Regions from separate parts of the Homo sapiens genome. Here region 1 is linked to region 2. Evidence: read pairs that join two places in POLR2A ChIA-PET (ENCODE). Cell type or tissue: OCI-LY7. All regions are shown on one strand. Links, peaks and the distances in the headings refer to the core of each region. The heading gives the core; the rest is flanking DNA. Region 1 overlaps METTL8 (methyltransferase 8, tRNA N3-cytidine). Region 2 has its middle 11 kb from the start of TLK1.

Region 1 (9,225 bases), core at 426-8,425, 160 kb before region 2:
AGCAGAGTTTGACTACAGGGACAGAGATTTGCTCCAGGCTCACCCTTCCTGTTCACCATTTCACCTGTGTCTTTTACTTTTTCCATGATGAACACACAAAACTCTTCAAACACCTTTTATCTATGGCCAATCTGCCAAGCTCTATTCTTTTTTAAGTTTACACATTTTTTTTAAGTTCACATTATTTTTCCATTATAAAATCAGCATTAGCACGTTGCAGAACATTTCCATTAGAGGAAAAGGAGAGGGAGGGAATCACTCATCATCCTAACATAGCCACTGACAAAATTTTTGTTTTAATTCCTTTCAGTCTTTATGCATATTTTTAAATGATGTGATCTTTTAAACTTTTTATTATTAAAATGTAAAAGCATCTGGGGCCTGGTGCGGTGGCTCACACCTGTAATCCCAGCACTTTGGGAGGACGAGGCAGGCAGATCACTTGAGGTCAGGAGTTTGAGACCAGCCTGGCCAACATGGTGAAACCCTGTCTCTACTAAAAATACAAAAATTAGCTGAGTGTGGTGGTGCACAATTGTAATCCTAGCTACTCGGGAGGCTGAGGCAGGAGAATTGCTTGAACCCAGGAGGTGGAGGTTGCAGTGAGCTGAGATCGCACTACTGCACTCCAGCCTGGGTGACAGAGCAAGAGACTCTGTCTCAAAAAAAATTTTTTTAATTAAAAAACATTCAGAAAAGCAAAGAGTACAGTGAATTTCCATATGCCTAACACCTCAATTCAACAATTACCAATATAATGCCAACATCATGATACTTTATCCTTGATTATTCAGGATATATCTCCCAAAACTCAGTATACTCTCTAATATTATTATAAACCTAACATAATGAATAGTGAGTAGTTTCCTACTATCATTTAATAACCAGTTAATGTGGCCAGGCCTGGGTGATGCTGGTAAATTTACAGTTCTGAATGTCCTTTCTGTTTGTGTCTTTGTTAGTTTTGTTTTCCTTTTTCTAGTTTCTGGGCTGAAATTTCAAACTTGCTTATGTCACATAGCCATATTCCTTTACCCCAGTGGTCTCTGAGCTTATAATACACGTAAATACACTACATTGGCAGTTGATTGTGTGTTACTTTATGACTGATCTCAAGGTATTATTTAGCATGTCATTTATTTATGCCTTGTCTCTCCGACCACTTTTTATATTCCTTAAGGTAGAGGGCATATTTTATCCTAATCTGATTTCCCAGGTTGCCTAACAGTACAGCTTAGTTGGAGCTCAATACATATTGCCTGATTAATATCTCTCATTCCCCCACTTGCTAGTTGTATTTTTCACCTCTGCTTCTCCCTTCAGCTTATAATTGCAAGCTCTTGGTTCCTCACTCCCTAACTCTTTCTTCTTAGCTCTGTCTTTCTTTGCCTCATACCTATGTTTTAGAAATTACTGTAGCTCAATAACCTCAGATAATTAATTCATCTTTTAAAGGCAACCAGTGATTAGCCTTCCAAAGGAATTATTAGACTTTTTTTTTCTGCTTAAGAAATTATGTTTTACTACTTTTAGAGAGTGTAGGATTAATGTTTTACATTTTCAGAATATTTTACCATAATTAGACCTCTGAAATGGAGAGGTCATATCATTCTCCAAGGATCATTTAATTCATAGACCCCTGCCAAGAGAGTGCTTGGTGGTGTGGTGGTAGTAGTGATATTTACACCTGTTTGCTGGGAGAAGAGCCAAGGTAGTCAGCTGATTTTACAGAAAGGTTCTGGAAAGTCACTGGGTGGTCACAAGACATCACCTTGGGCTGCTGATACAGTGGGAATTCCATCTTAGAGGTCATGCTGCCACCGTGGCAGGACACATGGCATATGGCACATGCTTTCCTTTAGCTCGTAGACTGTTCTATATCTTATGGGTATGTGGTAACTACTGCCCAAAGGTAGACTGCAGACCTTTTATAATGAGCTAGACATACCAGTGTCCAGAAAAGCATTTTGAACTATATGGAAGTTTTTTGGTTTTTGTTTTGTTTTGTTTTGTTTTGTTTTGTTTTGTTTTAGAGGACTATGTTAGTTTTTAAGCTCCTGGAAGGCAAAAACAATCTCCTTTAATAATAATAGTGATGATAATAATAGCAACAACAATTATAATAATGACTAACATTTATTGAGTGCTTACTCTGAATCAGGCACCTTTCTGGAAACTTTAGCTATAAGAATCCATTCACTTCAAACAACCATCTTAGATGCCATGTTTATCTCTTTTTTTAAAGATGAGGGAATTGAATTAAAGAAGAGATTAAGCAACTAGCCCAAGGTCATGCAACTATGTAGTAAAGCTGAGACTCAAACCTTAGGCAGTCTTGTTCCAAAGCCCCTGCCCTTAACCATTAGCCACATAGTGCTGAGTGTTTACTGAGAACATTTCAAATACATTTCAAACACCCAGCAAATTACAAGTCACAATTATATGGATTTAATCAGAAAAAAACAGGGGAACATGCTGAAGTAAAGTGCTATTTTTATGTTTGACAGATGAGAAAAGACCAAGCAGTATGAGTTTTAACTTTGATTCAGTACTGGTTAGCTTTTCATAACAAAATCCTATTAATCATACTTTAACTTATTTGGATAGATCTTAAATTGAATGCAAATCCCTAGTGCCATAGAATGAGTGAATTATATGTTATCATAGTTATTCATCAATGAGTTGCCTTTAAGAATATAATCTGAGGCCAGGTGCGGTGGCTCACTCCTGTAATCCCAGCACTTTGGGAGTCCAAGGTGGGTGGATCACCTGAGGTCAGGAGTTCAAGACCAGCCTTACCAACATGGTGAAACCCTGTCTCTACTAAAAATACAAAATTAGCCGGCCGTGGTAGCACATGCCTGTAATCCCAGCTACTTGGGAGGCTGAGGCAGGAGAATTGCTTGAACCCAGGAGGCGGAGACTGCAGTGAGCCGAGATTGCACCATTGCACTCCAGCCTGGGCAACAAGAGCGAAACTCTGGGGTCTCAAAAAAAAAAAAGAAAAGAAAAAAAAAGAGTATAACCTGCACCTGGGTCAGATTTTGCTAAATGCATATTTATTTAGCTAAATAAATTCCATATTTATTTAGAGGTTCACCTTGCTTGGAATGCTTCTTGAGTCAGATTAGAAGTCTTAATGATATGCTTCAAGGCCCACCTTTTTATCCTGCCATATACCAGTTTGGGCTCTCAGGATTAGTGCTACTTCTCATCCCTGGCATGTGACTCCCACTTCTAAACTCTTCAACCATTTCCCCTTCTCCTCACTTAACAATACATCCTCCTCCTTCAGAAATTTTAAGACTTATACCTCAGGGTGCTGACCCTCTTGACACCCCTGTAGAAGTTGTATAAAACCAATTATGTCCCCAACTAGACTATAAAACCCATGAGAGCCAGGACCATCCTTACTGTTTAATGACATGCTGACCTCTTTCTGTAGTTCAGACATGGTACTAAGCAACATGATGCAAGGATTATTTGATACCAGCATACACAGTATAATCAAGAGGAGTATTAGTCTACAAATTTCAGAGTATATGGCTGCCTTAAGTAACCATGGTCCAGCCATCATTACTGAATTTCAGATAAAGGCCAAACAGAACATATTTAAGTTAAGAAGAGTCCAATTAAAAATCATACCACCTATTGGCCAGGCACAGTGGCATACATCTGTATGTAGTTCCAGCTACTCGGGAGATTGAGGCGGGAGAATCACTTGAGCCCCAGAGGTCGAGGCTGTAGTGACCCGTGATTGTGCCACTATACTCCAGCCTGGGTGACAGAGCGAGACCCTGTCTCAAAAAAAAAGCTGAGGGGCGGGGGTGGAAATAACTTATTAACAAGTCAGACCTACAGTTTCCTTTCTTCTCTAGTTTGAGTATTTCTAGACTCCAGATATAAATATTTCTTCTGGCCGAGCACAGTGGCTCACACCTATAATCCTGACAGTTTGAGAGGCTGAGGCAGGAGGATCATTTGAGAACAATAGTTCAAGACCAGCCTGGGCAACATAGTGAGACCCCATCTCTACAAAAAAATCTAAAATTAGCTGGGCATGGTGAGGCACATCTGTAGTCCTAGCTACTCAGAAGGCTGAGGAAGCAAGATCGCTAGAGTCCAGGAGCTCAAGGTTATAGTGAGCTATGGTCACGTTACTACACTCCAACCTGGGCAACAGCGCAAGACCCTGTCTCCAAAAAAATAAATAAATATTTCTTCCATCTTCATAGGAACTCTCCGGAGTCCTTTCTGTATTGTTGTGATTTTGCTTCTGGAGCTGTGGAGCTCGTAAAGGTATGCTACTCCTGGGAATCATACCAACTGATGCCTAAGGTATTACCCCAGAACAATAAAAGTTGTTTTGATTTTAAGATCACTAGAGGCAGGGCGTGGTGGCTCACACCTGTAATCCCAGCACTTTGGGAGGCCAAGGTGGGTGGATCACCTGGGGTCAGGAGTTTGAGACCAGCCTGGCCAACATGGTGAAACCCTGTCTCTACTAAAAATAAAAAAATTAGCTGGCTGTGGTAGCACGTGCCTGTAGTTCCAGCTATTTGGGAGGCTGAGGCACGAGAATCGCTTGTACCTGGGAGGTGGAGGTTGCGGTGTGCCAAGATCGTGCCACAGCACTCCAGCCTGGGTGACAGAGCAGACTGTCTCAAAAAAAAAAAAAGATGAAAGGCCAACAGCGCCAGGCATGGTGGCTCACGCCTGTAATCCCAGCACTTTGGGAGGCCGAGGCAGGCGGATCACAAGGTCAGGAGATCGAGACCATCTTGGCCAACATGGTGAAACCCCGTCTCTACTAAAAATACAAAAATTAGCTGGGCATGGTGGTGGGTGCCTGTAATCCCAGCTACTTGGGAGGCTGAGGCAGGAGAATGGCTTGAACCCAGGAGGCGGAGGTTGCAGTGAGCCAAGATTGCGCCACTGCACTCCATGCTGGTGACAGAGCAAGACTGTGTCTCAAAAAGAAAGAAAGAAAGGCCAACAACACACAAGAAATGACCAGAAAGGGTACTGACCTACAAAATTTAGAATGTATGCCTGCCCATGAATAATCGTAGTCCAAACAGAACCTCTTTAAGTTCAGAAACAGCAACCCAGAGCAGGCCTCTAACAACACTGTCTACTAACTCAGAAAGCCTACCCTCCTCTACTTTTAAAGTTAAAGAGGGATTGCGAAGGATATTTGTTATCAAGGCCAAGAGCTAGCCTTAATTTTTTTAGGGCAGCTTGAAATAAGCTAACAATACTGAATTGGAAAAAAGTGTTCAGACTGACAGAGGAAAGGCTTTTGGGAGAAAAGGTTAAAAATTTGACCTTTTTATTTAAAAAAAAAAAAATCCCGGAAGTCTACTAAGTCCTCTTTTTGCTTTCTGTTCCTTTATCATGACAGTCACACTCGTCCTACAGAGCAACCCAGTGTTTTGCCTTTGTTCATGATGTATGTGATGATGGCTTACCTTACCCTTTTCCAGATGGGATCCTGGATGTCATTCTCCTTGTCTTTGTGCTCTCTTCTATTCATCCTGACAGGTAAATGAAGACGAAAGGGCAAAGTGGATGTGTAAAGCTCCTTTATCAGTAGTGGTTTTCAGAACTATCAAAGCAAAAATGACAATTTTTGAATTTATTATTTAGTGAGCAACATTATGTATAATACACAGCCTTTTAAAGGCAGTTTTTCCTTTCTTCGTACTTTTAGACAGAAACTGGTCAGACTACTTCATTAATGAGCTTTCTGTCACTGTCAGAATGAAGTGAGCATATTCTGGCAAGACACATACCTATTAAAAGTGACAGTGCTTCAAGGAAATTACAAATTCAGAACAACCTAATAGACTCCCAAGAGGGAAATTGTACTTGGTGATCAGAAACAAACATCTTTAGTGTAGTGTCTTCCTGAATGTTCATGAAGAGGTGGGCTTGGGATCTGTTTGGCTTCACACAGGCCTGTTGATGGGCTTTAAAAATTTTGTTCTAAAGAAGCACACTAGGGAATCAGGAGTTATTAAGATTTGCCAGATTATCCTTGGACCTTTATGATCTAAGGTTAGCCTGATGCCATCATTTAAATATTTATGACTTAGTTTCATACAGTGTTTTAAAACTATAAACATAGCTTTTCTCCAGAGAGAAAACATAAAGAGATATTACCAGCAATTAGAATGATTACCTTTCTTAAATCTTGCCATCTTCTATGTATTAAAGGGTACATATGGTAAGTACCAGGTCTGTGCTTTCATAAGGTTTCTTAAAATTGGGTTCTCACAGTTCCCTGGTGGAAGATACAGACTTGGCGTCAACCACTTTTTGTTTGATGAGTGTGACCCTTTTCCATAGAAACTGAGTTACCATGTGCTTATTTCTTTGCAATTAAAAGGCCACTAGGACCCTTTACAGTTCTTTTACTTCCCATTCAGAAATGAGCACTTTGATTACTTGTAGAAGAACAAATTCCATTTCCAAATAAATCTGAAATAAGATACTTTAGCACCTAGTGAGGTATGTCAGGTTTTATGAAGCTACTGTTTCCTCCCAGTTTCTATAACCTATTTCTTTCTGCTAATCTGTTTAGACTGTAGGCATTGTTCAGGTACTAATAGAAAGTTGTCATCTATGTGTTTGGTTTCCTTATATGAACAGTTAAAAGGATGGAGAGGTGGATAGAGAACAAGATTCCCCATTGACACCCATAACAAGAAACATCTAAATTCTACATATAACCACAAAAAGACTATTTGAAATTAGTTCAGATAATGTATTTTCTCATGATTTGAATTGAATGTTATAGAGAAGAGAAAGGCCAGGTGCAGTGGTTCACACCTGTAATCCCAGCACTTTGGGAAGCCGAGGTGGGTGGATCACCTGAGGTCAGGAGTTCCAGACCAGCCTGGTCAACATGGTGAAACCTCGTTTCTACTGTGAAACCTCTGCCTCCTGTAGCCAGGCATGGTGGTGGGCGCCTATAATCCCAGCTCCTTGGGAGGCTGAGGCAGGAGAGTCGTTTGAACTCAGGAGGCAGAGGTTGCAGTGTGCCGAGATTGCACCACTGCACTCCAGCCTGGGCGACAAAGCAAGACCTTGTCTCAAAAAAAAAATAAAAGGCTGGGCGCTGTGGCTCACGCCTATAATCCCAGCACTTTGGGATGCCAAGGCGGGTGGATCACCTGAGGTCAGGAGTTCAAGACCAGCCTGGCCAACATGGTGAAACCCCATCTCTACCAAAAATACAAAATCACCTGGCTGTGGTGGCACACACCTGTAGTCCCAGCTACTTGGGAGGCTGAGACAGGAGAATTGCTTAAAACTGGAAGGCAGAGGCTGCAGTGTGTGGAGATCATGCCACTGCACTCCAGCCTGGGCAAGACAGAGACTCCGTCTCAAAAAAATAAATAAATGATAAAAATACAAAAATTAGCTGGGCGTGGTACTGCATGCCTGTAATCCCAGCTACTCTGGAGGCTGAGGCAGGAGAATCACTGGAACCCAGGAGACGGAGGTTGCAGTGACCCAAGATCACGCCACTGTACTCTAGCCTGGGTGACAGTGAGTAAGACCCTGTCTCAAAAAAAGAAAAAACTAAAACCAAGGCAATGTCTATAGTGTCACTTAGGACTATAGTAGTAGATTCAACCCCAGAAAAGTTCTAGAAAAGTAGCATCTTGGTAGCTTGGAAAATTCAGGCATAAGCAAATGGCAAGCAATTTGGCTAGACCTTGAGTCTGGAGGACCCAGCTTAAATGGGAATAAATTGTAGGTGGCTACAAAAGAAGAGCGAATTGTCCTTCTTGTCACTGAAATGAAAATACAAAATATTACAGAGCCAAGCATAAAGCAGGCAGTCAATACATTTTTTATCTCTTCCTTCTCCTCTCCCTCTATCCAGAGATAAGTGAAGACAGCAGAGTTGGCCCAAGTAGGATGAAGAAAGAAAAGGGGCTTCATACCATTCCTGTCTTGTCCATCTCACCCCCAGCCCACTCCCACCTGCAGTTCTCAGGAATTGGCTCGGGAACTGCACTATGAACCAAGATGAGATGAGCAAGAAAAGTAGCTCCCGTTCCTTGCCTTTATCCTCAACCCCAGACATTAAAGGATAGCTGAGAGGAAAGAATTTGCAGGAGGAGGTGGCTACATTTTAAAGTGTTCGATTGTTTATTTTTCTGCATTTTAGTTTCATACTTGTTTTACTAATAATTACAGAAAGATTTTGCTATGTACGTAAAATATTTATATTGAAAGTGAATATTTTAAGGTTTAGATATGATTTTCTTTCATTCGCAAAGCCTATGATATAAGCACAGTATGAAAATAACCTGTAATAAAATAAACAAAAAATACGTTTCTTTTTTCTTTTATGTCCTTATGTGCTAGTTTTTTTAAAAGGACTTTTCACCTAATCATGCCACCTCCTTTTGTCCTACTTCTTTCTTGTTTTATAGTTGCTTTCATTTTCTCAGTATCTGCTTCCTTCATAACATGACATAATCTGAGTTTTACCTTACTATTCCACTGAACAGTGTTTTAATTGAAAGGAATTTACAGATTATCTGATTCAAACTTTTCATTTTTTTCAAATAAGAAAACCTCAGCAGCTTTAAGTAGCTTAGATAAGGCAGAGACAAGGACTTAGCACACAAGCTGCCATTTACCATTCTCTGCCCATGGCAGACATTGATAATCGATTTTGTACTCGGTAACTCGCAATGAGCTTTATGAGTCCTTCTCAGAGCTCTGTAGGCAGCCGATGCTGTCACTCAGAATTAATATGAGATCTGAAATCTATGCCATCCCTGGCCCATAATCACACATAAAGCCATGAACACTTAGCCAAAAACACTAAATCAAGAGCAGCTATAAGGGATTGTATTTGACTGGAAGCCAAATAAGTAGAATAAACAGTAAAGGAGAAAAGCAAAGGCTCCCTGCTGTTGAACTAGGGCTTGGAATGTGAATAAAATTTAAATAGGCAGACAGTAAGGAGGAGAGAATTCTTTGAGGAAAAACCATGTGAGCAAAGGCAGAGGCTGCTCAGGGCCAAGCATGACAGTTTGGCTAGGGGAGCTGCTTCAGATTGGAAAGCTGTTGGTAAGATTAATTGGGGTCAGTAGTAGGAGATCTTAAGAGCTCAACTAAGAAATTGAAATTTTATCCTATGGATTAAAATCATGAAAGTTTTTGAGCAAGGAGATGATTTGACAAAATTATCATTTT
Region 2 (9,225 bases), core at 857-8,856:
TAAAAATACAAAAAAATTTAGCAGGGCATGGTGACCCATGCTTGTAATCCCAGCTACTCAGGAGGCTGAGGCAGGAGAATCGCTTGAACCCAGGAGGTGGAGGTTGCAGTGAGCAGAGGTCGCGCCATTGCACTCTAGCCTGGGCAACAAGAGTGAAACTCCGTCTCAAAAACAAAAACAAAAACAAAAACAAAAAAAAAACCTTGATATCCTGACTCCAGCCCCAAAGATTCTGATACAAAAGGGGCCTGGATTTGGTATTTCTTTTTAAAAAGTTTCTCAGGTGATTCTAATGTGCAGTCAAGGTTGAGAACCAGGGTCCATGGGAGGTAGTTGTGGCCATCAAGGTGGGAGGATAGTGTCCCAGAGGTCAAATAAAGACAGAGGTTTAAGAAGAAGGGAGCAATCAGCTGAATCAAATACTGCTAGGAGGGCTAGTTAGATAAAGACTGAGAGGTAACTGTTAATTAGGAATGATGAAGTGTGTTACAGATAGAATGGGAGATAACAAATGGTGCTCCAGTTTTTCTTCATTGTGTATGTACAGTTGTCCCTTGGTATCCATAGGGGATTGGTTTAAGGACCACCTTCCCATACCAAAATTCATGGATACTCAAGTCCCTTATATAAAATGGTGTCATATTTACATACTTAAAAACTTTAAATCATCTCTAGATTACTTATGATACCTAGTACAATGTAAATGCTCTGTAAATAGTTGCTATACAGTATTGTTTAGGGAATAATGACAAAAAAGAAAAGTCTGTACATGTTCAGCATAGAATGCAACCACTACTATTTCTTTTTTTTTTCAAATGTTTTTAATCTTTAGTTGATTAAATCCATGGATATAGATACCATGAATACGGAGGGCTGAGTGTACTTTTTTTGAAACAATCTCACTCTGTAGTTCAGGCTGGAGTGCAGTGGCACAATCATAGCTCACTGCAGCCTTGACCTCCTGGGCTCAAGCAATCCTCTCACATCAGCCTCCCAAGTAGATGGGACTACAGGCTTGCACCACCGCACCTGGGGCTGATTTTATCCATTTTGTATAGAGACGGGGCCTTGCCGTGTTGCCCAGGCTGGTCTCAAACTCCTAGCCTCAAGCAATCCTCCCAACATGTTGGGATTATAGGCATGAGCTACTTCACCCAGCCTTGATTGTACTTACTGAGTGAAGTTGGGAGTCATAAGGCATTTTATAAATAAAAATCATTTAAAATGTTAAGGGTAATATTACTAAAAGTTATATTCTAAATCTCCCTTAAAAAAAAAGATGGTGAATCTAAATAATAAGTAGCTACAGAAAATTTGGGGAATTGAGAAAAGGAAAAAAAATGTTATCCAAAAGACTATTGTGTGAACACAATCACCATTACTTAGTCATTGACTAGCTTTCATTTAGTGAATTCCTACTTTGCAGCAGGCTCTGTGCTAAGGATATAGAAATGAATATGACAAAAGTATTTGCCCTCAAGGAACTCAGGGCTTAGTGGAGGAGGAGGACATGCAAAAAATAATTCTAAAACAAAGTGATAAGTGATATAATAAAGATTATACTAGTATGCCATGGGAGCAAGGAGATAGAGAGCTTAATATTGCATGTTAAATAATAATTATGAAGAGTACCTTGGCAAATTAAAAAATTGCTCCGTTTTAATGTTAGTGATAAAAACAAGAAGGAGAATTAGTGTACCCCATGATTACAATCATATAACAATGTGATTCCCCAAAGGTTCTCTAGCCAAGGAGAGGCTTGAGCTGCATCTTGAATGGTGAGTCAAGCAAATAAGATTAGGAAAAGGGTGGGGGAAAGAATAGGTAGGAGTAGGAAATTCCAAGCTGGAGGAAGGCAAAGGAAGTGAAACAGAGTGTATAACCTGTTTGGTCACTGTAATAACTTTCGTGTGGCTGCAGTGTGGGATTCCCATGAGAGAGTAACCAGATATAAAACTGGGAAAACAGGCAGGTGACAACAAGATTAAAAAGATGAAAAAGAATCACATAGTGCTAGAAAGACTAGTTGGAAAGCTTTTGGAATAATCCAGGAGGAAAAATAATAAAAGTTTGAACTAAGGCAATGGAAGAAGGACGGATGGATGGACAGATGAATGAATGGGAGGAGATGGATTCAACAGGCTGTTTAAGAGACACCGTAGTCTTAGGGAGTGGCAAGGGATGGAGGTATGGGAAATGGGGAGCTGGGGGTGACAAGAATGACTCTCAGTTCTCTTGTTTGGATAACTAACTGGGTTCTTGTCTTGGTTCTTATTCCTGGTCATTTCTACCCAAGATAGTGAATATAGGATGAAGACATTTGAGAAAACTGTGGAACATCCAAGGGGAGATGCATAGGGTCAATTCTGAACCTCCTGGAGCTCAGGAGAAAGATGTGGGCTGAAGAAACAAATTAAAGAGTCATCATTGGGCCAGATGTGATGGCTCACACCTATAATACCAGGCTTTGGGAAGCCGAGCGGGGAGGATGCCTTGAGCCCAGGAGTTTGAGAACAGCCTGGGCAACATAGTGAGACCCTGCCTCTGCCAAAAAAAGAAAAAAAAATTAGCTGGGCATGCTGGTGCACACTTGTAGTCCTAGCTACTCTGGAAGCTGAGGTGGGAGGATCCCTGGAGCCCAGGAGTTTGGGGCTGCAGTCAGATGTGATGAAACCAGTGCACTACAGCCTGGGCAACAGGAGTTTGGGGCTGCACTGAGATGTGATGACACCACTGCACTACAGCCTGGGCAACAGAGTGAGATCCTGTCTAGCTCTGTACATATGTGATCCGTATGAGTCACAAGAGTAGATGAGATTGGGCAAGAAAGTTGCATATATATCATTTGTGTGTTTTCCTTTTTAGTTATGTTATTCTAACTGGTATATTTCCTTAGTTATAATAATAGTGAGCATACAAGTTTCTGTTTCCTTTTTCACCCTACATCATACCAAAAGCTTTTGTCATGTTGCACCAGAGTTTTCAAAGTAGTCACAACTGGCTGAATAAAACTATACTAACAGGATATGCTATAGTTATAATTGACTTTGACTCTGTGATAAACATTTTTATTCATAGTATTTCCCCATATTTTGAATTTTTTTCTTAGGAAAGATTCTCAGAAATAGGAATATATGTATGTTATACAGTTAAAGTGGACTATACATATATCCAAATCACTTTCCAAAATGTTTGTACCAGTTTATCAACAAGGTATGAGAATACTAGAGTATTAGTCTGTTTTCTCACTGCTATAAAGAAATACCTGAGACTGGGTAATTTATACAGAAAAGAGGTTTAATTGGCCCACAGTTCTGCAGGCTGTACAGGAAGCATGATGCTGACATCTGCGTGGCTTCTGGGGAGGCCTCAGGTAACTTTTAGTTATGGTGGAAGGCGAAGGGGAAGTAGGCACATCTTACATGGCCAGAATAAGAGCAAGAGAGAGAAATGGGGGAAGGTGGCACTTTTAAACAACCAGGTCTCATGAGAACCCACTCACTATCACAAGAACAGCACGGAGGAGAAAATTCACCCCCATGATCCAATCACCTCCCACCAGGCCCCACCTCCAATACTGAGGATTACAATCCTACATGAGATTTGGGTGGGGACACAGATTCAAACCATATCAACTAGTTTAAGTAGATACTTCCCATAATTTTGTATTGTGTGTGTGGTGTGTCTATATTTTTATTGTATTTGTTAAACATTTTATTGAAGTATAACTACATGTACCAAAGTGTACAAATCTAAATGTATATAGCTTGATGAATTTCCACAAAGTAAACGTACTTTGTAACCTGAACCTAAACTAAGAAACAGAACATTACCAGTCACTCAGAAGCCTCCCTCCTATCCTCTCAAGGGTAACCACTGTCCTGATTTTTAACCCATAGAATGATTTGCCTGTTTTTAAACTTTATATAAATGGAATCACATAGTATGTAATCTTTCATGTCTATCTTCCTTTGCCCAACATTATTTTTGTACAGTTCATCTACATCATTGTGTTTAGTTGTGATTTGTTAATTCTCATTTCTGCATAGTATTGTATTATGTGAATATTCTATAATTTATTTATTCTAATGAGTACTTAGATAGTTTCTAGTTTGGGGCTATTACAAACAGTGCTGCTTTATGAACATTCTTGTACATGTGCTTTTGATGAATATATGTAACGCATTTTTGTTGGGTATATACCTAGGAATGAAATTGATGGATCACAGATATGGACATTTCAGCTTTAGTGGTTACTGCTACCAGGTACCAATATCCACTTCCACCAGTGTGTGGGAGTTCCCAGTGTTGCACATATTTACTGACATTTCATATTTTTCATTTTAGCCTGTCTGTTGAGTGGTATCTCATTTGCCTTAATTGTTTTGCTGTTGTTGACTAAAGATATTTAGCATTTTTTTTTGCATTTGGTTATTCTTTTTTGTGAAGCAACTGTTCAAGTTTTTGTTTGTTTCTACTATATTATCTATCTTTTCCTTAAAGGTTTTATTTTGCTTTTTACATATTCTGAATACAAGTCCTTTGTCAAATATATGTATTGCAACTATCTTTTTCCGCTCTGTGTTTGCCTTCACTGTCTTTTTTTTTTTTTTTTTGGAGATGAGGGCAGTGTAAGAGTCTCCTATTTTGCCCAGACTGATCTTGAACTTTCAATCTTCCTGCCTCTGCCTCCTCAGTAGCTAGGACTACCTACAGGTGCATACCACTGCACCCAGCATCCTTTCACTGTCTTTTCTTTTTTTTTTCCAGACAGGGTCTCACTGTGTCATCCAGGCTGAAGTGCAGTGGCGTGATCTCAGTTCACTGTAGCTTTGACCTCCCTCCACCTGCCTTGGCCTCCCAAAGTGCTGGGATTACAGGCATGAGCCACTGCACCCGGTCTCTTCACTGTCTTAAAGCAAGTTTTTTGATGATTAGAAGTTCTTTATCTTAATATTGTTTAACCTATCAAAAATATCCCATATGGTTAGCACATTTCATGTCCTGTATAAGAAACCTTTGCCTAACTTAAGATCATAAAAATATTTTTAGATTTTTTAAGAGCTTTATTTGTTTTAATTTTCATATTTACAGCTACAATTCATTTGGAATATATTTTTGTGTTTGGTGTGAGGTAAGGGTCAAAGTACGTATTTTCCCCTCTGGATATCCATTTGACCCAGCCTCATTTATTGAAAAGATTATTCTTTACCCCACTTCACTGAGTATTAATATTCTAAGTTTTTCTTTTTAGTTTAATTGATGAAAAGTAGTACTTCATTGTTTAATTTAAATTTCTTGACTATTTGGGTGGTTTGACATTTGTCCATTGTGTTAATCAAGACAGGATAGGCTATGCTGTAATAGCAAATAAAGCACCAAACAACGTAGGTTTATTTCTCTACATGCAAAGTCTGGTGCCAACTTATGGGGCAGCTACGCTCCCTGCAGTGATTGGAAGATCCAGGGCACTTTCACCTTGTGACTTCGCATCATTATCTGGTCTCTATAGTACCTACCAGAGGAGAAGACAGAGTGTGATGGTGGCGCAATGACTCTTAAGTCTTTTGTCTGGAAGAGACACACCAGATGTCTGCTTACATTCCACTGTCTATACCCAATAACGTGGCCCTATCTCACTGAAAGGAGACTTGAAGGTATACTTTACCCATGTGCCCAGGAAGAAGAGGAAAACTGATACAGTGAGGTAGTGGTTCTGCAACACTCCCATAGTTAGCTAATTTATTTTCAATTTTGTGAATTGTTGTATCTATTGACATTTATCTTTTTGTGTATCTCATGTTTATATTAAATCAAAATAACCTTTAAGCTTTGAATTCTATTTTAATGTAATAATGCTTTTTCTAATTTATTACAAGCTTGCTTACTACATATTTACCTATCCTTTTCTTTGTAGTCTTTTTGTCTTATTTTATTTAGAAGTATTTTTTTATAAGCAGTAAAGTATTGGATTTTAATTTTTAACACAATCTGGGAGGCTTTTTCTATTAATAGGGAATCTACATTTAATAACTAAACTTATCATGGTTAGTCTCACTGCTGCCATGTTTTTATGCCTTTCTTTTCATGTGTGCATGCTGTTTCTTTTCAGTTTTGTCATTTGCTCTGCAGACTTAGTTTTGTTTGCTCTTATTTTCTACTGTGATTTTCAAAGATGGCCATTCCTCTGATTCTGCTAGTGGGTTCCTGAAAGCTTTCCACAAATACTTTAAAAATCTACCTTTGCTTAATTGAATCAATAAAAAGCCAAACAATAGCTTTTAACTATCTGCGGAAAAGAAGGCACCAAACGTTTTGTTTTTCTTCTAGCCCCTGTTAATCCTTCTTTTTCTTGGTCTTCATTAATTTAATCTGGGGTAATAAACTCAGTCATTTGAAAAAATACAGCGTTTTTTTTCCCCATAAAGTACTTGCTATTCCTATAAAACGTTTGGAAAATATTGAAAAGTACAAAGGCTAACAACAAAAATCTGCCATTATTTTACCACAGAAAGACAACCACTCTTAATACTTTGGTATATTTTCAACTGGGCCTGGTGGTGCATGCCTGTAATTCCAATTATGTGGAAAAATCCTTGACCCAGGAATTCAAGGCCAGCCTGGGAAAGATAGTGAGAACTGGTAATAAAAATATTTTGATATATTTCCTTTCATTCTTTTTGTTATACACATTTTATATGATTGAGACTATATTGTATATATATATTTTATGCTGCTTTATTCACTGAGATGCTCTTATAAGCAAACTATTGCTTTTGGTTATTATAAAATCTTCACAAACATTTTAATGGCCTTATCATATTTTATAAGATAGATGAGCCATAATTTATTACCATATGCTTAATATTGTACATTTACGTTATTTTCAATTTTATTGTTACTATAAATAATGTTGAATAGAATTATCTTTGTGTACAAAGAGAAAAAGCACAGACACATTTTTTCTAATTTAAGATTGTTTCTTCCAGATAGATTCCCAGAATGAAATTAGTGGATCAAAAAACAAATTTTTTTTTTTTTTTGAGAAAGGGTCTCACTCTGTTGCCCAGGCTGGAGTGCAGTGGCGAGATCTCGGCTCACTGCAACCTCTGCCTCCCAGGTTCAAGCGATTCTCCTGCCTCAGCCTCCCAAGTAGCTGGGATTACAGGCATGCGCCACCACACCCGGCTTTTTGTATTTGTTGCAGAGACGAGGTTTCACCATGTTGGCCAGGCTGGTCTTAAACTCCTTACCTCAAGTGATCCACCTGCCTCTGCTTCCCAAAGTGCTAGGATTACAGGCATGAGCCACTGCACCCTGAGCACACACTTCCAGAATAACTCTCATCATTATAAATAAAATCTCAATGTAACTATATTGTTGTGATAGTTCTATTAACATTTTAGACTTAGCATCATCTTATCTCCCATTATTGGTGTTTATATTATCTTGTATCTATAGCTAAAGTCTGTTTTAGACACCAGTTCTTTCCAACCCCTATCTTCCAAACTATGAATTCTTTTTATGATTCAGTGATTCATGGTTCATTGAATTATGACAAATCCATGGGAGAATGTTCCTAATTTGCCCCCAAAGTCCTGGGATTACAGGCATGAGCCACAGCGCCCTGAATACACACTTCTAATCAGCACCTGGATCATGAAACAAAAAAATCACTTGCAGCTCAGAATCCCCGCTCTTACTTCATGGTGGCATTTTGACTGTTTATTTTTTTATTTTTTTATTTTTTTTGGAAGAGGAGGAAGAAATTCTCATCAATATTTTACATTCCCATATTGTTTCAAAGTTTCTAAATTCATATGAGGTTATATATGTCTCCTTTGCCATGTATCGAATTAAGAAAGATTTGGCATTTAGTTTTTATTTTCTGGGAATGCATTAAGTAATTCTGAAAATCTTTAAACTATGGAGTGGGAAAGATATTGTCGAAGATCAAAGATATTTGATATTTTTTACGAAAAGAAACTTCCATTTCTTTTGCCTACAAAAAAATTTATGCTGCAGAAACAATGTCCAGGGTAAGATTTTGGGCATTTTTGTTTTTCCCTCTTAATGTGATAAATTTATATTTTGGTTTAATCAGTAAAATTTAGGATAAGTAAAGTGTAACACTAGATTATAATTATAAATTATAATTTATATATTTTTAAATTACTTTTCAAAGTTGCCTGCTTTGTTAAGAGGTACACTATTGATTCAAAATTTGTAATATGAGCACTGTTTGCTTGTTGTACTTTGTTTTTGTAAACATTTCATAATACCATGTCCTTGGAGGATAGCTTCTAGTGCACTTTGGGGGAGGGGATATTATTGTTCTGAAGTTGGTTACAATTATTTAACCTCAGGTGAAATAAATCTAGTAATTCCAGTTTTTGTTTGAGAATCTAGTAATTCCAGTTTTTGTTGTGTATGGACCAAGGGTTTTCTTTTTTTCAAATGGATTGACAAATCTGAGAGAAAACATTTCCATCACTGGAGGGAGCAGAGGAAGTGTAATCTAGCCTATTATATACAAAAGCTTGGAACTATCTCTTCAGGATTTGGAAACCAAAACTTTCAAGCAGTGGTTTTGTGAATTGTGCAATGAAGATAGAACCAACTTAATGAAATGAGAATTCTTCATAATCTAATGTAATGGAGCCATTTGTCTAAGCAACTAATCAAAAAAACTATTGAGGGGGCGTGTTGAGATTGCAGGGTAGGCATCTTAAGAGCTCTGATCTATATTCATACCTTTGGACAAAGAAGGAAACAAAAATTTGGAGGTGAGTCCAGGCAGAGGAGGCCTTGTTGACATTTCAATTCACTCTGATAAGAAGGAAGAAGGCCCAATACTCCTCATTTCAACATTTGTAATGTAATAATTCATACATGTAAGAGTAGATCTAATATATACATGTAGTTTAAAGAGAAAGAATAAGACAAACATACCTCCGTACTCCCACCCAGCTTAACAAGTGGTGCTTTTAGCAGTGTTTTTGAAGTCCCTCTGAGTTCCCATGATCACATGTGCCCTTTTCCTTGAAGGAGGTAACCACTCTGATCTTGGCTTCTCATTTCCATTTTTTTCCTTGTAGTTTAATGTATTCCTGAACAATATATGATTTAGTTTTGAATGATTTTGAATATTTGAGAAGGAATCAAACTGACTTTGTTCTTCTGTAACTTGCTCTTTTTAATGAGCATTATATTTGTGAGCATTTT

What was found. Peaks named below come from ENCODE experiments on the same cell type or tissue, not always from the same donor. Only the 100,000 strongest peaks of a DNase experiment are listed, where the experiment ranks them.
Region 1: POLR2A ChIA-PET joins it to region 2 with 14 read pairs; 13 of 35 experiments call an interaction of 5 or more read pairs at or near these places.

The regions. Positions count from the first base shown.
Region 1 is chr2:171,326,878-171,336,102 of GRCh38, reverse strand. METTL8 (methyltransferase 8, tRNA N3-cytidine) reads left to right here. Exons shown (of 10, transcript NM_001321154.2): 6 at 4,236-4,299; 7 at 5,405-5,544. Among named protein-coding and RNA genes, the nearest start is that of METTL8, 100 kb to the left of the region's middle. RefSeq lists an enhancer at 8,749-9,225. In OCI-LY7, for the core only: no CTCF peak of the experiment used is centred there; a DNase peak (open chromatin) is centred at 5,392; H3K4me3 peaks cover 1,020 bases; H3K27ac peaks cover 3,697 bases.
Region 2 is chr2:171,166,896-171,176,120 of GRCh38, reverse strand. It overlaps a transcript of TLK1 not described here. Among named protein-coding and RNA genes, the nearest start is that of TLK1, 11 kb to the right of the region's middle. RefSeq lists an enhancer at 2,640-2,969. In OCI-LY7, for the core only: no CTCF peak of the experiment used is centred there; no DNase peak of the experiment used is centred there.